Regions from separate parts of the Homo sapiens genome. Here regions 2 and 3 are each linked to region 1. The links are chromatin loops, found by intact Hi-C in ENCODE. Cell type or tissue: IMR-90. All regions are shown on one strand. Region 1 has its middle 44 kb from the start of MIR6080. Region 2 overlaps SMURF2 (SMAD specific E3 ubiquitin protein ligase 2). Region 3 has its middle 21 kb from the start of SMURF2.

Region 1 (8,000 bases):
ACTGGGGACGAGGGACGCTCACTCTCATTTTCCTTTAGCACTTCTTTCCCCCCAGATACTGTAAGTGGGAAGGACATGACACATAGAGCAAGCTGGAGGCCCAGGAAATTCCTAGAGAGAGTGTCCAGGACATATGGACTTTTGAGATCTGTCCAGTGTCATTTCCTGTTTCAAATCATGCTGGGGGAAGGGAAGGTGCAGGAGGTGCAGTGAGGGAGGGGGCGTAGGGGTGAGAGAGGCCGGAGAGCAGGGAGGAGGCTGGTCCATCAGCTGCAGCTGCCAATGATGCCTGCTGGGGGGTGTATGGGCGAGGGACCTCCTGGAGAGCGAGGTGCCCACATCTGGTTCACATTGAAGGGTAAAAACAAACAGGTTTGTGAGCTGGAAGAAGCCCAGTGGACTGAGCCAAGCCGTGCTGCTTGGACACTAGGGCACAGCATCCCCTCTTCCACGGGTCACTGGGCCTGGCCAGCTCCCAAGGGCTTGCAGAGGGGACGCGGTTGGAATAAGGCCATCTTCTCTGCTTGGAACCACATTATCTGGGTCCAGCTCCTCCTAATGTACAAACCGGCCTCATCGTGTGTCCGGAGAGGCTGGTTCTTTGATTTGTAGATGACTCATTTCAGGCTCTTGAACGAGACTGAGACTGCACATGTACCAAATGTCACCATGTCCACCCAGAGGGCTTGTTTGTGCTTCGTGTAATGTCTCCCTTGGCTAGGAAGAGACAACGGCTTGCTGTGGGATCTGGAGCAACTTTCTTAACTTCTATGAGCCTCAGTTTCCCCAGGTATAAAATGGAAACAACAGTTCCTCCTTAAGGGGTCATGGTTGGCCTATTAGAGTTACTGAGTATCGGGCCCAGCCGCAGTGCCAAAAATCTCTCAATCAACGTCCACCATTCCTACTGGTCATTTGGACTCCAGCCTTATCTCTTCTACTGGGTATCTAAAGTTAGCCTGTAGTCCCAGCTACTTGGGAGGCTGAGGTAGGAGGATCACTTGAACTCGGGAGGCAGAGGTTGCAGTGAGTCAAGATCATGTCACTGCACTCCAGCCTGGGTGACAGAGTGAGACTCTGTCTCAAAAAAAAAAAAAAAAGTTTTAGGAAAAAAAGACTTTCCTCTAGGCCAGGCAGGCATGGTGGCTCACACCTGTAATCCCAGCAGTTTGGGAGGCTGAGGCAGGTGGATCCCCTGGACAATATAGTGAGACCCAATATCTGCAAAAAAAAAAAAAATTAAAAATTAGCTGAGCATGGTGGCACACGCCTGTAGTCCCAGCTATATGGGAGGCTGAGGCAGGAGGATCACTTGAGCCCAGGAGGCAAAGGTTGCAGTGAGCTGTGATGGCGCCATTGCACTTCAGCCTGGGTGACAGAGTGAGACCCTGCCTCAAAAATAAATAAATAAGTAAATAAATAAGGCCAGGCACAGTGGCTCATGCCTGTAATCCCAGCACTTTGGGAGGCCGAGGCAGGCAGATCACTTGAGGTCAGGAGTTTGAGACCAGCCTGGCCAACAGGGCCAGACCCTGTCTCTACTAAAAATACAACAATTAGCCTGGTGTGGTGGCTCATGCCTGTAATCCCAGCTACTCAGAGGCTGAGGCAGGAGAATTGCTTGAATCTGGGAGGCGGAGGTTGCAGTGAGCCAAGATTATGCCACTGCACTCCAGCCTGGGCTACAGAGCGAGACTTTGCCTCATAAATAAATAAATCGGCAGCAGACAGCAGGGAGCTGATTCATTCTGGAGAGAGCCCTGAGGCCCGTGTCCTGGCCAGCACCTTTTAGAGACCTCAGCTTCCTACCCTAAACTCACCTCTTGCTGTCCCCAAACTTACAGAAAAGGATGTTGTCCCTTTGCCAGATGCAATCAGTTTGCGCTCCTCCAGCACCCTCCAGGGTGTTCCTGGGGAGTCCGCTTCTGTGGGCCCACTTGTCAGCTGTCAAAAGCCCTTGGCCGGCCGGGCTTGGTGGCTCACGCCTGTAATCCCAGCACTTTGGGAGGCTGAGGTGGGCGGATCACAAGGTCAGGAGTTGGAGACCAGCCTGGCCAATATGGTGAAACCCCGTGTCTACTAAAAATACAAAAACTGGCCAGGCAAGGTGGCGGGCGCCTGTAATCCCAGCTACTTGGGAGGCTGAGGCAGGAGAATTGCTTGAACCTGGGAGGCGGAGGTTGCAGTGAGCCAAGATCACGCCACTGCACTCCAGCCTGGGCGACAGAGGGAGACTCTGTCTAAAAACAACAACAACAACAACAACAACAACAACAACAACAACAACAAAAGCCTTTGTCCAGGAGCCACTGCAAAGCACAAGCCCGGGACACCATCCACCTTGGTCCTTGGGAGAAGGTGAAATTAGACAAACTGGTTACACCTTGGCAAATCATTTGACCTCATTGTGCCTCAGTTTTCTCCTCTGTGAAAAGAACTTTTTTTTTTGAGATGGAGTTTCGCTCTTGTTGCCCAGGCTGGAGTGCAATGGCACGGTCTCAGCTCACTGCAACCTCTGCCTCCCAGATTCAAGTGATTCTCCTGCCTCGGCTCCCTAGTAGCTGGGATTACAGGAGCCCGCCACCACGCCCAGCTAATTTTTTGTATTTTTTGTAGAGACAGAGTTTTACTATGTTGGCCAGGCTGGTCTAGAACTCCTGACCTCAGGCGATCCACCCACCTCAGCCTCCCAAAGTGCTGGGATTACACACGTGAGCCACCTCGCCCGGCTTAAAAACGACTTCTAAATACTACTCACTTTATAGGGTTGTAATGAGGCTATCCTGAGAGGTTTGAGTATGCATGAGGCATATTTGGTACAGTGCCTTGCATATAGTAATTGCTCAGTAAGTGCTCACTATTATGGTTGTTAGCTGTCATTCAAGATGTCTCCAGCCCCAAATAATCCTCACTGAACAGTTCAGAAGTTGCCAGGGCTCAAGCTCAAGTCTGATTTCCTAGGGCTACTGGGGAACAGACAGAATCCTTCATGCGGTTTCTTTTTTTTTCTTTCTTTCTTTTTTCTTTTTTTTTGAGACACAGTCTCACACTGTTGCCCAGGCTGAAGTGCAGTGGCACGATCTTGGCTCACTGCAACCTCTGCCTCCTGGATTCAAGTGATTCTCATGCTTCAGCCTCCTGAGTAGCTAGGGTTACAGTCCCACACCACCATACATGGCTAATTTTTATATTCTTAGTAGAGATGGGGTTTTGCCATGTAGACCAGGCTGGTCTCGAATTCCTGACCTCAAGTGGTATACCCACCTCGGCCTCCCAAAGTGCTGGAATTACAGGCGTGAGCCACCACACCCAGCCCCTTCATGCAGTTTCTCTCACTCCTTTCAGAAACAAGGAGTCTGATATTCCATCAACATGGAATCCACTGCTATAAACCAGCCTGCAGTCCCAGCCGGTGAACTACAATCCAATCAGGGATTAAATCTAAATTCCTCCCATCTGATCACTGGGATCCCTACACATCCAACTGACCCCCTCCCCCTCCAGAAATGTTATCAATCCCCTAAATGCCTCCAATCACCAGTTTAACCACCAGCCAAGAGCTTACTACTCCCCCTCTCCCAAGCTTAGACACTCAGTGTAATTAATGGACACGCAACATTGGGAGCTTTCACATTAAGCTCTTACTTTGAAACTTTGAATAAGAAAAAGCTGAAAAAAGCAGATCTCCCAATCTCGGTGAAATTGTAGGTAAAACTCCAAGTAGAATACCCAAAATAAATTGTATAAGTAATGATAATATATCATAATGTATTTATTATATGCATATATATTAGATATATTTAGAATATATAGGTATTAAGTATTCTAAATTTCTATCACCTATCTATCTATCTCCATCTGTCTATCTATAGTCACTGCAAAGGCTAAAAGGAAGTTTTCCACACTCAAGAGTGAAATGGGGCTGGGCTCAGTGGCTCATGCCTGTAATCCCAACACTTTGGGAGGCTGAGGCAGGAGGATTGCTTGAGGCCAGAAGTTCAAAACCAAGACCAGCCTGGACAACATAATGAGACACTGTCTCTACAAAAAATATAAAAATTAGCCAGCTATGGTGGTGCACACCTGTAGTCCCAGCTACTTGGGAGGCTGAGGTGGGAGGATTGCTGAGGACAGGAGGTGGAGGCTGTAGTAAACCATGATTGCTTCACTGCACTCCAGCCTGGGTAACAAACTGAGAACTTGTCTCAAAAAAAAAAAAAAAAAAAAAAAAAAAAGAGAGAGAGAGTGAAATGGAACAAATTATACATCCTTTGCATGACAAGAAAGAGCTAGAAGAATAACATTGTGGAGGGCCTGGTTTCTCTGAAGGAGCTGTTGAAATCTGCTCTATGATCAGAAGGGACATGATTGTAGGTGGAGGCTGGAAAAAGGCTGTTTAAGCAACTGTTTAGATTTTGGGTTAAACCATTTTGCGCAGCTTGAAAAATAGTATGCTCTCAAAAAAAATCTATTTATCCAACAGCTATCTATCTATTTATCTATCTATCTCTCTATCTATCTGAAATGAAATTAGTTGCCCCTTTCAACTCCTGCTTTGTAAAATAACACTGACTGAGAGCTTACTTGTTGAGCTGGGTATTCAAATCACCTTTAAAGCACCTCTAGGAGTTAGACACTAGTTTTATCTTCATTTTGCTGAGTTGGAAAGTGAGGCACAGAGCAGTTAAGCAACTTGCTGGAGGTCACACAGCTATTAGGTGTCAGAGCTGGATTGAAATTCAAATCTGATTCCAGAGCCAACGCTATTTGCCACTAAGCTCTACTGCCTCCCTGTGGCGGTTTTCCAGTCAGGAGGGAGTCTTCAGCTTTCACAAATACTATACCTCCCTCGCCCACAACACACGGAACTCAGTCTCCCCCTGTTGCTTTTCATAGCAAATCCTATGCCCTCTGTTCATGTTTTTGACATGCATAAAATCTTGGCCCACCATGAGAAAAAAAATACTTTGTTGATGTGTGTGTTTGTTTTAACCAGTAACTTCCACTTTCTGTCTTTCTAAACCATTAGAATGAAAAACATTTGTTCTCACCCTTCCTATGTTTTTGTTTGTGTTTGTTTGTGGAGATGGAGTTTTACTTTTATTGCCCAGGCTGGAGTGCAATGGCATGATCTCGGCTCACCGCAACCTCTGCCTCCCGGGCTCAAGCGATTCTCCTGCCTCAGCCTCCCGAGTAGCTGAGATTACAGTCATGCACCACCATGCCCGGCTAATTTTGTATTTTTAGTAGAGAGGGGTTTCTCCATGTTGGCCAGGCTGGTCTCGAACTCCCGACCTCAGGTGATCTGCCCACCTCGGCATCCCAAAGTGTTGGAATTACAGGAGTGAGCCACCGTGCCCGGCCCTCACCCTTCCTATGTAAAACCAAAAGCATTCACTCACTGTCCATCCACAGCACAGATTGGAAGCCACTTAGGCACCCCGGGGGTTGAATCTAGTGAAGAGAATCTGACGATGCCTGGTGCACTCTGGGGTGAATTCATTTTGACACGTAGCTCTGAAGTTTTAGAAATATCGTTGTTCTTCATATTGGTGTTTTAGATAGAGGAGGCATGTTAGTTTTATTTTTCTTTTTTTTGAGACAGAGTCTCACTATATCACCCAGGCTGGAGTCCAGTGGTGCAATCTCAGCTCACTGCAGCCTTGACCTCCCTGGCTCAAGTGATCCTCCCACCTCAGCCTCCCAAGTAGCTGGGACTACAGGTGCACACCACCACGCCTGGCTAATTTTTGTATTTTGTAGAGACGGGGTTTTGTCATGTTGCCCAGGCTGGTCTTGAACTCCTAGACTCAAGCAATCCTCCTGCTTTGGCCTCTCAAAGTGCTGGGATTACAGGAGTAAGCCACCACACCCGGCCGAAATGTTCTATGTCTTTATCTGGATAGTGGTTACCTGGGTGTCCATGTAGGTAAAAATGCATTGAGTGGCTGGGCACAGTGGCTCACTCCTATAATCCCAGCACTTTGGGAGACTGAGGCCACTTGAGTCCAGGAGTTTGAGACCAGCGTGAGCAATATGACTAAACCCCATCTCTACTAAAAATACAAAAATTAGCTGGGCACTGTGACTTGGGCCTATAATTCCAGATACTCAGGAGGCTGAGGCATGAGAATCACTTGAAGCTGGGAGGCGGAGGTTGCAGTGAGCCAAGATTGCACCACTGAACTCCAGCCTGGATGACAGAGTGAGACCCTGTCTAAAAAAAGAAGCATTGAGCAGCACACTTCAGATTAGAGCAGTTCACACTCATTACTGAATACAAATTGCACCTTAAAGCCAGCTGCAGTGTCTCACGCCTGTAATCTCAACACTTTGGGAAGCCAAGGCGGGCGGATCATCTGAGGTCAGGAGTTTGAGACCAGCCTGGCCAACATGGCAAAACCCTGTCTCTACTAAAAATGCAAAAATTAGCCAGCCATGGTGGCAGGCGCCTGTACTCCCAGCTACTTGGGAGGCTGAGGCAGGAGAATCCCTTGAACCTGGGAAGTGGAGGTTGCAGTGTGCTGATATCGCGCCACTGCACTCCAATGTGGGTGAGAGAGCGAGACTCGTCTCAAAAAAAAAAATTAAATAAGTTGTACCTTAATAAAATAAAGACAATAGAAAGGGAGGAATCTAGGAGAATTATTATTTTAAGGGCGAACAAAGTTCATAAAACAAACACACACACACACACACCCTGTGGTGGTTGTGAGGACTGGTGTGGGACAACAGAGGAAGAGAAGGCAGGGAGACTAGAGTTAAAGACTATTGCTTGTTGTCCACGTTTTAATCTCTTAGGCAGAAAAGGGCAAAGACATGCCCTTTTCATTGTCACCAGCTTTACTTTCACCTTTTAAAAGTAAATTGTTGGCTAGGTGCAGTGGCTTACGCCTGTAATCCCAGCATTTTGGGAGGCTGAGGCGGGTGGATCACCTGAGGTCAGGAGTTCAAGACCAGACTGGCCAACATGGTGAAACCCCATCTCTACTAAAAATACAAAAATCAGCCAGGCCTGGTGGCACACACCTGTCAGCTACTCAGGAGGCTGAGGCACAAGAGAATCACTTGAACCCGGGAGGCAGAGGTTGCAATGAGCTGAGATTGCAACACTGCACTCCAGCCTGGGCAACAGAGTGAGACTTTGTCTCTCAACAACAACAAAAAGTAAATTGGATCGGAGTGCAGTGACTCACACCTGTAATCCCAACACTTTGGGAGGCTGAGACTGGGGGATTGCTTGAGGAGTCTCCCTGGCTGAAGTGAAGGTTTCCCAGGCTTTCTCATGAGAGAATGTCTTTTAAGTTTACAAAAGGAAAGGCTGAAATTAAATTCCCTGGTATCTTTCCATTGGCTGAATTTCCCTGTAGCTGCCTCTTGCTGAAGCCTGGGGTCTCCCTGGCAGCTGGGCCCGGAGGAGGCAGGAAGTAAATAGCTGTTCTCTGAATGGGCTCTTCAGAGAAACGGGACGCCTCACTGTATTCACTGCGAGGAACACAGGACCTCAAAGCTCTGGGGCCCAACTGGGAACTACACAAGTGGTTTCTTTTCCAGAAAGCCCACTCATAAGACGCAGAGGCATCCAATTTCCCAGGAACCTATGGCACAGTGAGAGGCATGTCTTCGTCACCCAGAAGCTCAGGACAATGTCATCACCCACAGAGGCATCGATGGGAGGGCTGAGCTCAGGAACCCACAAGAGGCTCAGGGTGCTGCCATGAGCTTAGATCCTAGACTTGAGTGGGCTGAAAGGTCACAAGGCTAAGATTTAGGGCTAACACAGAGGAGACAAGCCAACGCTGAGTCACTTTGAAGCTTGAAATCAGGGGTTTTAACCCCCACGCTATTGACATCTTAGACCAGAAAATTATTTATTGTGGGGCTGTTCTGTGCATTATGGGGTGTTTAGCCGCATCCCTGGTCACTATCCACTAGATGACAGTAGCATCCTCCTCCCCGAGAAGTGACAACCAAAAATGTCTCCAGGCCAGGCGCGGTGG
Region 2 (8,000 bases), 87 kb before region 1:
AGAGTGGTAGAACACAGTGGTATGATGGGAAGGCTAGGGCCAAATGATAAAGAGTTTTGAGATGCTGATATATTTAATAAATCTGTTTTCTATAATAAATAAATTTGAAGAAAAAGAAAATTCAGAGGAAGAAAAGAGAAAGCTATAGTTTAAACGATAATTAAGAGACATACCAACCCAATACAATGTGTAGACCTCTTCCGGATTCTGATTAAACAAACCACTTACTCAAAAAGGGAGAGGGGTATCAGGTACAGTGGTGTACAGCTGTAGTCCCAGCTTCTCTGGAGGTTGAGGCAGGAGGATAGGTTGAGCCCATGAGTTTAAGGCTGCAGTGTGTTATGTTCACACCTGTGAACACTAGTACACATCAGCCTGGGCAACACAGTGAGAACTTGTCCCTAAAAAAATAATTAAGAAAAATAGAAAAGTGGGGAGGAAGACAAGGAAGAGAATAATTGGACATGCATGTCTCCTTTTTGTTTGTTTTTAAATTCAAGACAGGGTATCGCTATGTTGCCAGGCTGGTCTCAAACGCCTAGGCTTAACAACCCTCCTGCCTCAGCCTTATGAGTAGCTGGGATTACAGACATATGCCACCACACCCAGGTGGACATGCATCTCTTAATGAGATGGATGGGGTTTTCTTACTTTCAATTACTTCATGTGTCTATTAATGACTATTACTTATTGCTGGAATGAGGGTACAACATAAATTCTAATCCCATTTTTCATTTTATACATATAAATGCTAAGAAAACCTATTCACATAAATAAGTAGGTAATGAAAGAAGTTTTGTTACAGCAATGCCATTAAATTCTTTGAGTTAGATGCCAAAAAAAATTACCAAGATCTATAATTTTAAAAAACTTTCTGGGAAATGGCATTTGACTTCACTATTTCTTATAATTTTTTTTTTTTTTGAGATGGAGTCCCGCTCTGTTGCCTAGGCTGGAGTGCAGTGGTGCCATCTCAGCTCACTGCAACCTCCATCTCCAGGTTCAAGCAATTCTCATGTCTCAGCCTCCCGAGTAGCTGGGATTATAGGCGCACACCACCATGCCCAACTAATTTTTGTATTTTTGGTAGAGACAGAGTTTCACCACATTGGCCAGGCTGGTATTGAACTCCTGACCTCAAGTGATCTGCCCGCCTCAGCCTCCCAAAGTGCTGGGATTATAGGCATGAGCCACTGGAATTTTTCTTTTTTTTTTTCTTTCTTTTTTTTTTTTTTTAAATTGAGACAAGGTCTGGCTCTATCGCCCAGGCTGGAGTGCAGTGGCACCATCTCGGCTCACTGCAACCTCTGCCTGCTGGGCTCGAGCCATCCTCCCACCTCAGCCTCCCAAGTAGTTGGGACTAGAGGTATGCACCACACACCAGGCTAATTTTTGTAGTTTTTGTAGAGATGGAGTTTCACCATGTTGCCCAGGCTGGTCTCGAATTCATGAGCTCAAGCGATCCATCCCTTCAGCCTCCCAAAGTGCTGGGATTACAGGCATGAGCCACCACTCCTGGCCCTATAAAAATTATTTTTAATGACCAGCTAAAACTTGATCAAGTCCTTCAATTTTGTTGAAAACTACAGAGAGAAATATGCCTGACTTATGAAAAGATGCTACCCAGTCATTGATATCACTGCCTTCTCACCAACATTCTGATTTGTCTCTCTGGTGGTGTGGAAGGCCTCTCACCACAATGTACTATTTGGGATGTCTGGCTAATGTGCCTTTCTTTGTAAAGTGGAAGGTAGAAAATATGAAAGATCAATCGTAGAATCTAGAAAGCCCCCTTAGAAATACCTATGGGCTTTCATTATTTTATTTCACCCTTACTGCATACACCATTAACTCTAGCACTGACTGTGGTTATTTCATCCATCAAGTCTTATCTGTTTGGTTACCTGCAAGTTCCCTGAAAGCAAGATAAAGGTCTTAACCTCTTCTTAAAATCCTAGAGCCTACATCTCAGTGTTAGGTGCATGTAAGACTCCCAGCAAATGTTTACTGAATGAATATGTAAATATGAGCATATTTCATCATTATTCTTAGTCTTCTTCCTTGCTAGAAAAAATACAATTAGGGGTTAACTAAGCTGGAAATCAGAAGAAACTGAAAAAAAAAGAAAAAAAAATCAGAAGAAACTGGGAAAGAGAAAACTAAAATATATGAAGCTTCAAATTTTATCACAATGAACTTTTGGTACATCTATCCTCATTTCTAAAGAACTGGAATAGAGGCCGGGTACGGTGGTTCACACCCGTAATCCCAGCACTCTGGGAGGCTGAAGCGGGCGGACCTGAGGTCAGGAGCTTGAGACCAGCCTGGCCAACATGGTGAAACCCTGTCTCTACTAAAAATACAACAATTAGCCAAGCATGGTGGTGGCAGGCACCTGTAATCCCAGTTACTCCGGAGGCTGATGAAGGCAAATCGCTTGAACCCAGGAGGGGGAGGTTGCGGTGAGCCGAGATCATGCCATTGCACTTCAGCCCGGGTGACAGAGTAAGACTCTGTCTAAAAAAAAAAAAAAAAAGATTTAGGGAACAAATTTCGTCAGATAAAAGGTGCTCATTTCACTTTCACTGGTTCAGATTACCTACAAAGACACCTTGGTAGACACAGTGGCTCATGTCTGTAATTCCAGCTACCAGGGAGGCTGAGGTGAGAGGACTGCTTGAAACCCAGAGTTCAAGACCATCCTGGGCAACAGTGAGACCCAGTCCTTAAAAACTTTTTTTCTTAATTAGCCAGGCACAGTGGTGAGCAACTATTGTCCTAGCTACTCAGGAGGCTGAAGCAGGAAGACTGCTTGAGCCTAGGAGTTCCAGGCTGTAAGTGAGCTACGATCATGCCACTGCACTCCAGCCTGGGCAACACAGTGAGACCCTATCTCTTAAAAAAAAAAAAAAAAAAAAAAAAAAAAAAAAAACAGGATCTCAATAGTAATTAAATGAGACAATAAATGAGAATATCTTAAAACCATAGAACTCTAAAAAAAAATGTTAAATTATCTTCCTAACATTGACAGACTACTTACATGTGACTTTTCTTAGATGATAATCCAGCAACAGATTTTATTCCAGTGAATGTTAGTGATCTTCATTTTGTTAAGCAGCAAAATTTGCAGTGTGGTAAAACAGTTCTATCCATCAAGTCAAATATTAACAAATGAACACTTCAGTCCTATATCTTTATAACTTAATGATGTTGAAATTACTAAGGTATAAATGTTAGTTAATTCAATAATGACATCACAAAGAGAGATCTTATTTGTTTCAACTGAGGTCCCTGAGATCACGAAAGCCTGTTTTCAATTTCATCATTCTTTAATTCACAAATGGCTCACACATGTAACTCCAGCATTCTGGGAGGTCAAGACTGGAGGACTGTTTGAAGCCAGGAGTTTGAGACCAGCCTGGGCAACATAATGAGACTCCATTTCTACAAAAAATTTAAAAATTACACCAGCATGGTGCCACATACCTATAGTCTCAGCTACTCAGGAGGCAGAGGCAGGAGGATTACTTGAGCCCAGGTGGTCAAGGCTATAGTGAGCCATAAGCCTGAGCGACAGAGTGAGACCCTGTTTCAAACAAAAACAAAAACAAAAAACAAAACACACACACACACACAATTTATTGAAGTACTACATATGCAGCACTATGTTAGAGATGGTATTTTGAATCTATCAAATGCCGTTTTACTTTTCCTTATAGTTTTTTTTCCATCCTTCTTTCTCTACAAAATTCCCCAAGTTCAACTGTAAAAAATCTCTATCAACCTTATTTATGGTATTAGATTCATACAATTCTGAATAATCTTACCAACCAATCAGTGTTTTCTTCTTCACTGGAGGAAGAAAGTTACATGTAAAGCCTGATGACACAAAAATCACAAAAATAAAAACAGAATTACTAATGTTTGCAACTCTACTATCTACTCCTACAACATGTAGCATTTAAAGAGTTTACATAAGAAAGCTCACACTAAAGTATGATTTTTCATTACACATTGGAGTCAAATTTTCAGTTTCTAACTCTTCAACACCATTTATTCCAAGCACACTCATTTAGACTTTGGGTTTCAGTTTTACAGGTTTTTACATACCCTGACATCTATCAGTGCAGAAATACCCCCATCTACTGGCAAGAGGTGACGCTACAGGCTACTTTTGAAAGCGCCAGCATGCTACAGAGGAATTTATCAAGTCATAAAGAGTTCATCCAAACAGCTCCCCAATCTACAATCCAACTCCAAAATCCTGAGCCATCTTCTACTTCTTACCAAACATTGGGGGATGGAAGGAACAGAGAAGTATAGTTAATCGGTTAAATGGCTGCCATATTAAGATAAAAATGGTTTATAAAAATATATTTTTAAATATTTAAAATATTGAGGCCGGGTGCAGTGGCTCATGCCTGTAATCCCAGCACTTTGGGAGGCTGCAACGGGCGTATCACTTAAGATAAGGAGTTTGAGAAACAACCTGGCCAACATGGTGAAACCCTGTCTCTACTAAAAATACAAAAAATTAGCCAGGCATGGTGGTGCGTGCCTGTAGTCCCAGCTACTGGGAAGGCTGAGGTGGGAGAACTGCTTAAGCCAGGGAGGCAGAAGTTGCAGTGAGCTGAGATTGCACCACTGCACACCAGCCTGAGTGACAGAGCGAGACACCATCTCAAAAATAAAATATTGAAAATATTTGATTAAAATATTGAAACATAAATACCTAATTATATTTCATTATATGAATACTTCATGATATGCTGATACAAGACATTTATGCCTTTTTTTTCTTGCCTAGCTAGGATTTCAATCCAAAATGCTTACTTTAAAAGACATGTATCATTTAAATAAATATATATTAATCATTATTAATGTCGTACCTGCTCTTATAAAATATAATCGGTTTTCACCAATTTCTTTAAAACAAAATCCGTGGTCAAAAATGACAAAGTACGTTTACAAAAAACTTTACACCTTGAACAGTATCTTTCATGTACATTATTCCATCATATTGCTAAAATAAATAAGACTTGCCTTTTTTTTTTTTTTTTGAGACCATGTCTCACTATGTTGCCCAGGCTGGTCTCGAACTCCTGAGCTCAAGCAATCCTCCAGTCTCAGCCTCCTAGACAGCAGGGATTACAGGCACACACCATCACACGGGTTTTTTGTTTTTTGTTTTTTTTTTTGGTATTTTCACACCTGGTTTTAACGCTGTCATTTTAAGCATGCATTTATAACTAAAGGCACAAGCACAGAGAAAATAAGTGATTTGCTTAGATGCACAAAGCTTATACATGGCATAACTAGGATACGAACTCACATTTTCTGCCTCCAATTCTATACTCTCCACAACATTCTGACTACCTCTCATAAAATGACCAGGCACAGTGGCTCATGCCTGTAATCCCAGCACTTTGGGAGGCCGAGGTGGGCGGATCACTTGAGGTCAGGAGTTCGTGACCAGCCTGACCAACATGGTGAAACCTCATGCCTACTAAAAATACAAAATTAGCTGGGTGTAGTGGCAGGCACCTGTAATCCCAGCTACTGGGGAGGCTGAGGCAGGAGAATTGCTTGAACCTGAGAGGCTGAGGTTGCAGTGAGTGGAGATCGTGCCTGGGCAATACAGTGAGACTGTGTCTCAAAAAAACAAAATTACCAAGTATATCTTACATAGAAAATGAGATCTACATTATGGATTTCTGCTTTGTGACAGTGCCTAGGAATGCACGGTGGTTAAAAAAAAAAAAATCTGCTGGCTGGGCGCGGCGGCTCACGTCTGTAATCCCAGCACTTTGGGAGGCCGAGGTAGGCTGATCACCTGAGGTCAGGAATTCAAGAACAGCCTGGCCAACACAGCAAAACCCTGTCTCTACTAAAAATACATGGTGGCGGGTGCCTGTAATCCCAGCTACTTGGGAGGGTGAAGCAGGAGAATCACTTGAACCCAGGAGGCGGAGGTTGCAGTGAGCTGAGATCGCGCCATTGCACTCCAGCCTGGGCGACATAGCAAGGCTGTCTCAGAAATATATATATTTTTGTGTATATATATATGCTTACATTTTAATAAAATTAAGTTTCTTCCTTTCTTTTGCCTTGGAGAAAAAATATACACATAAAGCTGGGCGCGGTGGCTCACGCCTGTAATCCCACACTTTGGGAGGCTGAGGCGGGTGGATCATTTGATGTCAGGAGTTCAAGACCAGCCTGGCAACATGGTGAAACCCTGTCTCTACTAAAAATATAAAAATTACACGGGCATGGTGGCGCGCGCCTGTAGTCCCAGCTACTCCAGAGGCCAAGGCAGAAGAACTGCTTGAACCCAGGAGGTGGAGGTTGCAGTGAGCCAAGATCGTGCCACTGCATTCCAGCCTGGGCGACAGAGCAAGACCCTACCTCAGAAAAAAAAAAAAAGAGAAGAAAAGAAAAGAAAAAATATACACATAAAATAATGCAAGCAAAAACAGGCCAGGCGCAGCAATGGCTCAGACCTGTAATCCCAGCACTTTGGAAAGCCAAGGCAGGGGATCACTTGAGGCCAGGAGTTCAAGACCAGCCTGGGTAACACAGTGAGGCCCCATGTCTACAAAAAATAAAAAAATTAGCTGGGCACGGTGATGGATGTTTGTAACCCAGCTATTCAGAAGGCTGAGGCGGGAGGATCACTTGAGCCCAGTTCAAGATCGCAGTGAGCTCTGATTGTGCCACTGCACTGCAGCCTGGGTGACAGAGACCCTGTCACAAAAATAATAATACAAGCAAAAACGATAAATACTCATAATCCAACCCACACTTAACACACCAATCACCTCCTTTCTTTTCTATGGTCACATTTTAGATATGTTTATTCTTTATATCCCACCTTTTTCCAAAAACATGACTGATAGCTGGTAAACAGACACTTACGTTAAGTCATGGTTGTTGCAATCCTCTTTCATCACATCAGTAAGAGATGAAAAAGACTAATAATTTTAAAATGTAAGGTTCATAATAGAAATTCTGAAAGGAAAACTACAGGGCCCAATCTAGGCTTTTCCTAATTTCTTATATCTGCATTTATGGCACCACGTAATAAAAATAATATCTGTCACAGATCAAAAATGATAAATACTTATTGGCTGAACAAATTAAACAGCCGCTCCAAAGCACTACAAGATCCTAAATCAAAGACTCAATTTGTTTGAAAGCTGCTTTATTTTAAAGCTATAGTAATCAAGACAGCATAGTGTTAAAACAAATAAACTTAAAGGGTAGAATCATAAAGAAAACACAGGAGAGTCCAGAAATAGAATTCTATGTATACTGTCAACTGATTTGTTTGTTTGTTTGTTTTGAGACAGAATCTCGCTCTGTCGCCCAGGCTGGAGTGCAGTGGCACAATCTCAGCTCACTGCAACCTCCACCTCCTGGGTTCAAGTGATTCTCTTGCCTCAGCCTCCCGAGTAGCTGGGATGACAGGCACCTGCCACACACCTGGCTAATTTTTTATTTTTAGTAGAGACGGGGTTTTGCCATGTTGGCCAGGCTGGTCTAGAACTCCTGACCTCATGTGAGCCTCCTGCCTCGGCCTCCCAAAGAATAGGCATGAGCAACCGCACCTGGCCTGTCAACTGATTTTCTACCAAGGTGCCAAGACAATTCAATGGAGGAAACAAAAGTATTTTCAACAAATAGGGCTACAAAAATAGAATATCCATATGAAAAAAAAATCATGACACTTACTTCTCACAGCATATTAAAAAATTAACTTGAAAATAAGTTTAAATGTATGAGTTAAAATTATAAATAATGCAGAAGAAAACACAGAGAAAATCTTTAGAACTCTGGGTTAGAAAAAGACTTAGGACTCAAAAAACATGAACCACAAAAGAAAAACACTGATAAACAGGTTTCATCAGCATTCAAAACTTCTTCTCTTTGGGACATCTTTTGGGGGGCGGTGGGGGAGCTACAGTCCGGGAGAAAATATTTGCAAAGTATATATCTCA
Region 3 (8,000 bases), 53 kb before region 1:
ACAGCCTCCCAAGTAGCTGGGATTACAGGTGCCCACCACCACACCCAGCTAATTTTTGTATTTTTGGTAGAGACAGGGTTTCACCATGTTGGCCAGGCTGGTCTCAAACTCCTGGCCTCAAGTGATCTGCCTGCCTTGGCCTCCCAAAGTGTTGGGATTACAGGCGTGAGCCACCGTGCCTGGCCCTGTGTCGTTTTAAGAAGAGAAACATTCCATGTGAAGACAGAGACACACAGGAGGAATGCCATGTAATGACAGAGGCAGAGATTGGAGTGAAGCAGCTGCAAACTGAATATTAAGGATTGCCAGCCACCACCAGAAGCCAGGAAGAGGCAACCTAAGATTCTACCCAAAGTCTCAGAGGGAGCGTGGCCCTGCTGACACCTTGATTTTGGACTTCTATCCTTCAGAACTGTATTGTTTTGTGTTTTAAACCACCCAATTTGTGGTACTTTGTCTCAGGAGCCCTGGGAAATGAATACTTCTAAGTCTCTTCCATACTTTATCACATACGATACAGATAACAAAACACATTCTGCAACAGGTTTTCATTTTTTGTTGCATTTATAATGCTGCACTTTTTTAAAAATAGAAAATCATGTAAATCTAGACCATTTTATGCACCCATTTTAAGTATACACACTAGTCTGTTATATTGTGAATTCTGAGATAAAAGAGAATGTAATTTGAAGAGATTGCATATTTTCCAAAGCCAATTTGGTGATTTAAGCATGGAAGTATTACAATTAAATGTTTGAAAAGTTATCTATGCATGTTTTGCTGTAAGACGATAGCATGAAGCAACACATCTTTTCAGGATGAGGTAGCAGCTCCAGCCCCGGGGGAAGGGAGCCGGGGCATCACTCGACTGCAACTACTTTGGACGACTGAGCAACATGAACAGGCTCAAAAAAAAAGTCATATCCAATCATCCTCAAAATACGAACTGTAGTAGCTACAACACAATTCTCTAAGGGCGAGATGGGCGGAGAAGTGGAAATATTTGTACGATGCAGTCTTTATGGGTAATGCAGAGAATATGGGCCAGAATGAGATCAACATGACTCATAAGCCTGTGGGTCAATGTCAAACCATTGCTTAAAATTCCTCAATGGCTGCTCATTGCCCTCAGGACCCAGTCCAGAGAGCTTTGTGTGGCATTTCCAGCATTGCCGGGCCCCTGCCCACCTCCAGCCTTATTTCCTCCTTCTCTGCCCTGCCTGTACCAAAGAACTCAAGACTCTCATCTTTCAGGTTCCTTTTGTCTCATGGAGCTCAGTTTCTCCTCTCACCTTCAGTCAGTAAGTAGGCACCTGCTTTCCCATCTGTCTGGCCTATCCAAACAGGAAAGCATATAATATGAGTATTTTACATCGTGTAATTGACTACTTGATCGATTCATAAATTATATTGTGGTGTGAATGTGTCTGATAATATATTACTTAGAGTTTTGTCATTTTCGTTAATTTTTTTTTTTTTTTTTTTTTTGAGACAGAGTGTCACTGTGTTGCCCAGGATGGAGTGGAGTGGTGCAATCTTGGCTCACTGCAACCTCTGCCTCCTGGGCTCAAGGGATTCTCCTGCCTCAGCCTCCCAAGTAGCTGGGATTACAGGTACCTGCCACCATGCCTGGCTGATTTTTGTGTGTGTTTTTTTTTTTTAGTTGAGTCAGGGTTTCACTATATTGGCCAGGCTGGTCTCAAACTCTTGACCTCAGGTGATCCACCCACCTCAGCCTCCCAAAGTGCTGTGATTACAGGCATGAGCCACCGTGCCTGGCCTCATTCATTTTAATTAATGATATAATTTTAAATGGGAGAACCACCAGAGATCATCTACCATGTTCACCTCCCTCTGGATGAAGAAAATTAGGCTATTTTTTTTTTAACATCTTAAAAGACAGTCAGGGCCGGAGCCGGGCGTGGTGGTGGGCAACCGGAAGTCCCAGCTACTCGGGAGGCTGAGGCACGAGAATGGCATGAACCCGGGAGGCGGAGCTTGCGGTGAGCAGAGATAGTGCCACTGCACTCCAACCTGGGCGACAAAGCAAGACTCTGTCTCATTAAAAAAAAAAAAAAAAAAAAAAAAAAAAAAAAAAAAAGACAGGGCCAGGTGCGGTGGCTCTCGCCTGTAATCCCAGCATTTTGGAAGGCCGAGGCAGGTGGATCACCTGAGGTCAGGAGTTCAAGACCACCCTGGCCAAAATGGGGAAAACCCATCTCTACTAAAAATACAAAAATTAGCCAGGCATGGTGATGTATGCCTGTAATCCCAGCTACTGGGGAGGCTGAGGCAGGAGAATTGCTTAAACCTGAAAGGTGGAGGTTGCAGTGAGCCAAGATCGTGCCACTGCACTTTGGCCTGGGCAACAGAGTAACACTCCATCTCAAGAAAAAAAAAAAAAAGCCGGGCGCGGTGGCTCATGCCTGTAATCCCAGCACTTTGGGAGGCCGAGATGGGCAGATCACGAGATCAGGAGATCGAGACCATCCTGGCTAACACAGTGAAACCCCGTCTCTACTAAAAATACCAAAAAAAAAAAAAAAATTAGCCAGGCATGGTGGCGGGCGCCTGTAGTTCCAGCTACTCGGGAGGCTGAGGCAGGAGAATGGCGTGAACCCGGGAGGTGGAGCTTGCAGTGAGCCGAGATCGTGCCACTGCATTCCAGCCTGGGTGACACAGCGAGACTCCATCTCAAAAAAACAAAAACAAAAACAAAAAAACAGTCAGGGCCGGGCATGGTGGCTCATGCCTGTAATCCCAGCACTTTGGGAAGCTGAGACGTGTGGTCAGGAGTTTGAGACCAGCCTGGCTGAAATGGAGAAACCCCGTCTCTACTAAAAATACAAAAATTAGCTGGGAATGTTGGTGGGTGCCTGTAATCCCAACTACTCTGGAGGCTGAGGCACGAGAATCACTTGCACCTGGGAGGTGAAGGTTGCAGTGAGCAGAGATCGTGCCACTGCACTCCAGCCTGGGTGACAGAGTGAGACTCTGTCTCAAAAAAAAAAAAAAGAAAAGAAAAGACACTCAGAAGCCTCTTAGAGTGTGTATAATTGTGATAATCACAGACTCTGACAACAAAGTCAATTATTGGAATACATCCTCTTCATTAGTAGGGTCTTTAAGGTAGCACCCCCCACCAAATTCCAGATAAAAACTTCAGGCCTCCCCTGAGGTAAGGCTGGACTTCCCCAGGGCTTCTATCATGGGAGGCTCATCCCAATAAGACCAATGGCATGGAGGAAGTAAAGAAAAGACAAAGTGCTCTGTAAGCAACTGGGTACCAAGAGAAACTCTAAAATCCACAGTGGGGAAAGTTGTTCTATCTTTCCAAGGCCTGAGTGAACTAAGGGGCGGTGAGAGGTCAGAAGTATTCCATTAATTAATATCCTTGCACATGTAAGGAAACTTCAGGAGTTGAGTAAGAAGCAAACTTCCCCCTGCTGTTCACTAACGGCCGAATCAATGAATGTCAAGATCATTACAAAGCAATGTCATTTCATATTTTCCAAATGACAGAGGAGAATATTTAATTGCATCCATTATCTGGGAAAGCTGATACTGTTAACTGTGGAGAAATTTATGAAGCAAGAAGGGCCCTTTACCTACAGAGGTGCATAAACACACTCGGACTAGAATTTCTAGATTTCTAAGTAATTGTTTTTGGTATTAGACCCCCCAGTGGCCATTCCTTTATTAAAACTTGTCATTGTGTGTTTAAAATCCTATCCACTGAGTTGGTTTCAACCTTACTGGAAAGGAATTTATAAATAAATATCAAAGCACATGGTAAGGTTACATTCCTAGGAATCTATTCTAAGGAAATCATCAGAGGTCTGCCCAAAGACACTGATATGGTTTGGCTCTGTGTCCTCAACTAAATCTCGTCGCGAATTGTAATCCCCACGTGTGGAGGGAGAGAGGTGATTGGATCATGGGGGCTATTTTCCCCATGCTGTTCTCATGGTAGTGAGTGAATTCGCATGAGATCTGATGGTTTTATAAATGGCAGTTTTTCCTGCACTTACACTCTCTCCCGCCATCTTGTGAAGAAGGTGCCTGCTTCCCCTTCCGCCATAACTGTAACTTTCCTGAGGCCTCCACAGCCATGCAGACCTGTGAGTCAGTTAAACTTCCTTTGTTTATAAATTACCCACTCTCGGATACTATCTTTATAGCAGTGTGAGAACAGACTAATACAGACATATGCAAGGATATTCATCCAATACTGTTTACAAGGACAACAAAGTGAAAGCAATTTAAATGCACAAAAGGAGATTGGTTTTAAAATATATGGTATACTTGTATAAAAAACTGTTTTTTTTTTTTGAGACGGAGTTTCGCTCTTGTTGCCCAGGCTGGAGTGCAATGGCGTGATCTTGGCTCACTGCAGCCTCCGCCCCCGCCCCCCGGGGTTCAAGCGATTCTCCTGCCTCAGCCTCCTGAGTAGCTGGGATTATAGGTGCGTGCCAAAACATCCAGCTAATTTTTGTACATTTAGTAGAGATGGGTTTTCACCATGTTGGCCAAGGTGGTCTCGAACTCCTGACTTCAGGTGATCCACCCACCTCGGCCTCCCAAATGGCTAGGATTACAGGTGTGAGCCACTGTGCCCGGCCTGAAAAACTATTATGTAATCATTGAAAATAATGTTCCCAAAGACATTTTTTCTTCATATATGTGTGTGTGTATATTTTATATATATATATATATATATAGTTTGTTTGTTTTTTAATAGAAACAAGATCTCACTCCATCATCCAGGCTGGACAACACTGGCATGGTCACAGGTCACTGTAACCTCGAACTCCTGGGCTCACAGAATCCTTCTGCCTCAGCCTCCCAAGTAGCTAGGGCTCCCAGCATGTGCCACCAGGCCCAGCTAATTTTATTACTTTTAAAATTTTCTTTCTCACTATGTTGCCCAGGCTGGTCTCAAACTCCTGGCTGCAAGTGATCCTCCCACCTCAACCTCCCAAAGTGCTAGGATTACAGGCATGAGTCACTGCACCCGGCCTTTCAGATATTTTTATATGAAAAAAATAAGAAGAGAATTCCCCTCCCTCTGTCTCTTCCTAGGCTCCCTAGAGAAAAGAACTACCACAAATTTGGCATGTACTCTTTCTGCGCAGGTTTTCATACTTCATTCATTTAGTGACATAAGGGAATGTTAATAATATACATATATAAATTTTTAAAAAGCAGAGAACTAAAATATATGTGAGGAATGATCCCAACCCCAATTTTAAAACAAATATACCCATACATTTATTAATTCAAAATGATGTTTATTAAGAATCTACTAGGAGCACTGGGCCCCACGGTGGGATTTCCAGGCCCTGCCATGGGAGACGCATGGGGACTGACAGGTTCCCAGATCCATATCCTGGCAGATGTCTCTGGCTCAGTGTCCCCCATTGGCTGCCTGCCACCTTCAAGGGAGCTCTGGGAATGGAAGTCCCCTCTCATGTACCACCACCCTCCCCAGGCTGGCCTTTGAGAGGTGACCCCAGGGGAACCACGTTGAGGCTGCTTTCAAATCCTCCAGCGAGAGTTCCACCAAATGGCCTGGGTGGACCAGATGAGATGAGACTGGACCATCCCCGACCGTGCTCTTCTTGCTGGGGGTGGAGGTGGGGTGGGTTGATGGACAGGGTAGACAGGCAGCCCCAGCATTATAAAACTGAGATGCGACTGGGTGCGATGGCTCACGCCTATAATCCCAGTACTTTGGGAGGCTGAGGCGGGCAGATCACGAGGTCAAGAGATCGAGACCAGGCTGGCCAACATGGTGAAACCCTGTGTCTACTAAAAATACAAAAACCAGCTGGGCGTGGTGGCGGGCACCTGTAATCCCACCTACTTGTGAGGCCGAGGCAGGAGAATCGCTTGAACCCAGGAGGCAGAGGTTGCAATGAGCTGAGATTGCACCACTGCGCTCCAACCTGGTGACAGAGCGAGACTCTGTCTCAAATAAAAAACAAAAACAAAAAAAAACTGAGATGCATTCCTAGGGTGCCTGGGTATGGGAGTATCACATAGGATGCCCTTCTTCCAGTCAGCCTGCCTTCAGCTTCCTCAGGCATGATCACAACTTCCCATCAGAGCCTCTTTTTTCCTTTTCCACCACAGAGAAGTGAAACATGAGAGGGAGAAAGAGCTCAATAAATACTGCTTATCCTCATTTGTGTAATCATCAGTGATCTACATACAGATGGGTGACTAGACAGGGATGTGAAAGAAAAAAAAAAAACGAAGAATATACTAGGTGCTGGGCACAGTGGCTCATGCCCATAATCCCAGCACTTTGGGAGACCAAGGTGGGTGGATCACCTGAGGTCAGGAGTTTGAGACCAGCCTGGCCAACATGGCAAAACCCCATCTCTACTAAAAATACAAAAAAATTAGCCAGATGTGGTGGGAGACACCTGTAATCCCAGGCGGGAGGCTGAGGCATGAGAATCACTTGAAACCAGGAGGTGGAGGTTGCAGTGAGCCAAGATTGCACCATTGCACTCCAGCCTGTCTGGTGGATGGAGCAAGACTCCATCTAAAAAAAAAAAGAATATGCTAGTTGCTAAGCGCTGTTCTTAGAGCTTGTAATTTAGTGGAGGAAGACAGATAACCAACAAAGAGACAATACATAAAATACGAAAGGTAAGAAGAGAATTTTCCGCTGTTTTCTAGGATGCATTTTCAGTGCTGAGGTTGTCAATCACAGTGATTCTCCAGCCTTACTGAAAATGTTGAAACAGGTACTGTAGGCAATTAAAAACAAAAAGAATATGTTGAGACAAAAATTATACCCCTTTCGCATTGGACATGGACGAAGAAGGACGGACACTACTGGGTCATTGTACTCAGTGGCAGACACTGTTTGAGAGTGGCGTCAACACAGACCAGGAGGGGCCAAGAGATGAAGAGAGTGAAATCTGATCTTGATTTTCCCATGGGAGGCCCTGTAGGAAGCCATTCATAAAGCCTCCACCTAGTTTGGGTCAGGTTTTCAGTCACTAGCCCATAAGAGTTCCAACTAGGCTGGGCACAGCAGCTCATGCCTATAATCGCGGTACTTTGGGAGGCCGAGACAGGAGAATCGCTTGAGCCCAGGAGTTCGAGACCAGCCTGGGTAACACAGCGAGACCCCGCCTCTACAAGAAATAGAAAAAATTAGGGGGGCATGGTAGCACATGCTTGTAGTCCCAGCTACTTGGGAGGCTGAGGCAAGAGGATCCCTTGAGCATGGGAAGTTGAAGCTGCAGTGAGCCTGATCACACCATTGCACTCCAGCCTGGGTGACAGAGCAAGACCCTGTCTAAAAAGAGAGAGAGAGAGAGAGAGAAGAACTAATTAGTATATCCAGTGAAGCAGAATCTCTGGGTGGAAGCTGCAATCTGCATTGTTAACTAGGTCCCTATGTGAATCTTTTTTTTTTTTTTTTGAGACAGAGTCTTGCTTTGTCACCCAGGCTGGAGTGCAATGGTACAATCTCAGCTCACTGCAAACTCCACCTCCTGGGTTCAAGTGATTCTCCTGCCTCAGCCTCCCAAGTAGCTGGGATTACAGGCACGTACCACCATGCCCTATTAATTTTTGTATTTTTAGTAGAGACTGGGTTTCACCATGTTGACCAGGCTGGTCTCGAACTCCTGACCTCAAGTGATCTGCCCACCTTGGGCTTCCCAAAGTGCTGGATTACAGCCATGAGCCACTGTGCCTGGCCTCCCATGTGAATCTGTATTGAGGAGGTGAAGAATTTGCTCCAGAACGGGGACAACCAAAAAGCAAACTTTTTCTGTAAAGGGCCAGATAATAAATATTTTAGGCTTTGTGTGCCATAGAGGCTCTGTGGCAACTACTCAACTCTGGTACTGTAATGTAGATGCAGCCATAGATGAATGGGTGTGGCTGTGTTCTAATAAAACTTTGTTTACAAAAGCAGGCAGTGGACTAGATTTGGCTCACTGGCATGGTGCCCACCCCTGCTCTAGAACTAG

What was found. Hi-C counts contacts between places; a loop is a spot of excess contacts. Peaks named below come from ENCODE experiments on the same cell type or tissue, not always from the same donor. Only the 100,000 strongest peaks of a DNase experiment are listed, where the experiment ranks them.
Region 2: a loop joins it to region 1, with 6 times the contacts of the local background. A loop is called at or near these places in 12 of 110 quality-filtered maps.
Region 3: a loop joins it to region 1, with 3 times the contacts of the local background. A loop is called at or near these places in 3 of 110 quality-filtered maps.

What each region holds. Positions count from the first base shown.
Region 1 is chr17:64,732,309-64,740,308 of GRCh38, forward strand. No RefSeq gene overlaps it. Among named protein-coding and RNA genes, the nearest start is that of MIR6080, 44 kb to the right of the region's middle. In IMR-90, CTCF peaks have their summits at 4,782 (motif pointing left) and 7,922 (motif pointing right); DNase peaks (open chromatin) are centred at 133, 573, 4,753, 7,443 and 1 weaker place; H3K27ac peaks cover 2,831 bases.
Region 2 is chr17:64,645,161-64,653,160 of GRCh38, forward strand. All of the region lies in intron 1 of SMURF2 (SMAD specific E3 ubiquitin protein ligase 2), which reads right to left. Among named protein-coding and RNA genes, the nearest start is that of SMURF2, 13 kb to the right of the region's middle. In IMR-90, a CTCF peak has its summit at 4,147 (motif pointing left); a DNase peak (open chromatin) is centred at 4,181; H3K27ac peaks cover 1,743 bases.
Region 3 is chr17:64,678,964-64,686,963 of GRCh38, forward strand. No RefSeq gene overlaps it. Among named protein-coding and RNA genes, the nearest start is that of SMURF2, 21 kb to the left of the region's middle. In IMR-90, CTCF peaks have their summits at 3,627 and 4,033 (motif pointing left); DNase peaks (open chromatin) are centred at 958, 3,988 and 5,038; H3K4me3 peaks cover 526 bases; H3K27ac peaks cover 5,615 bases.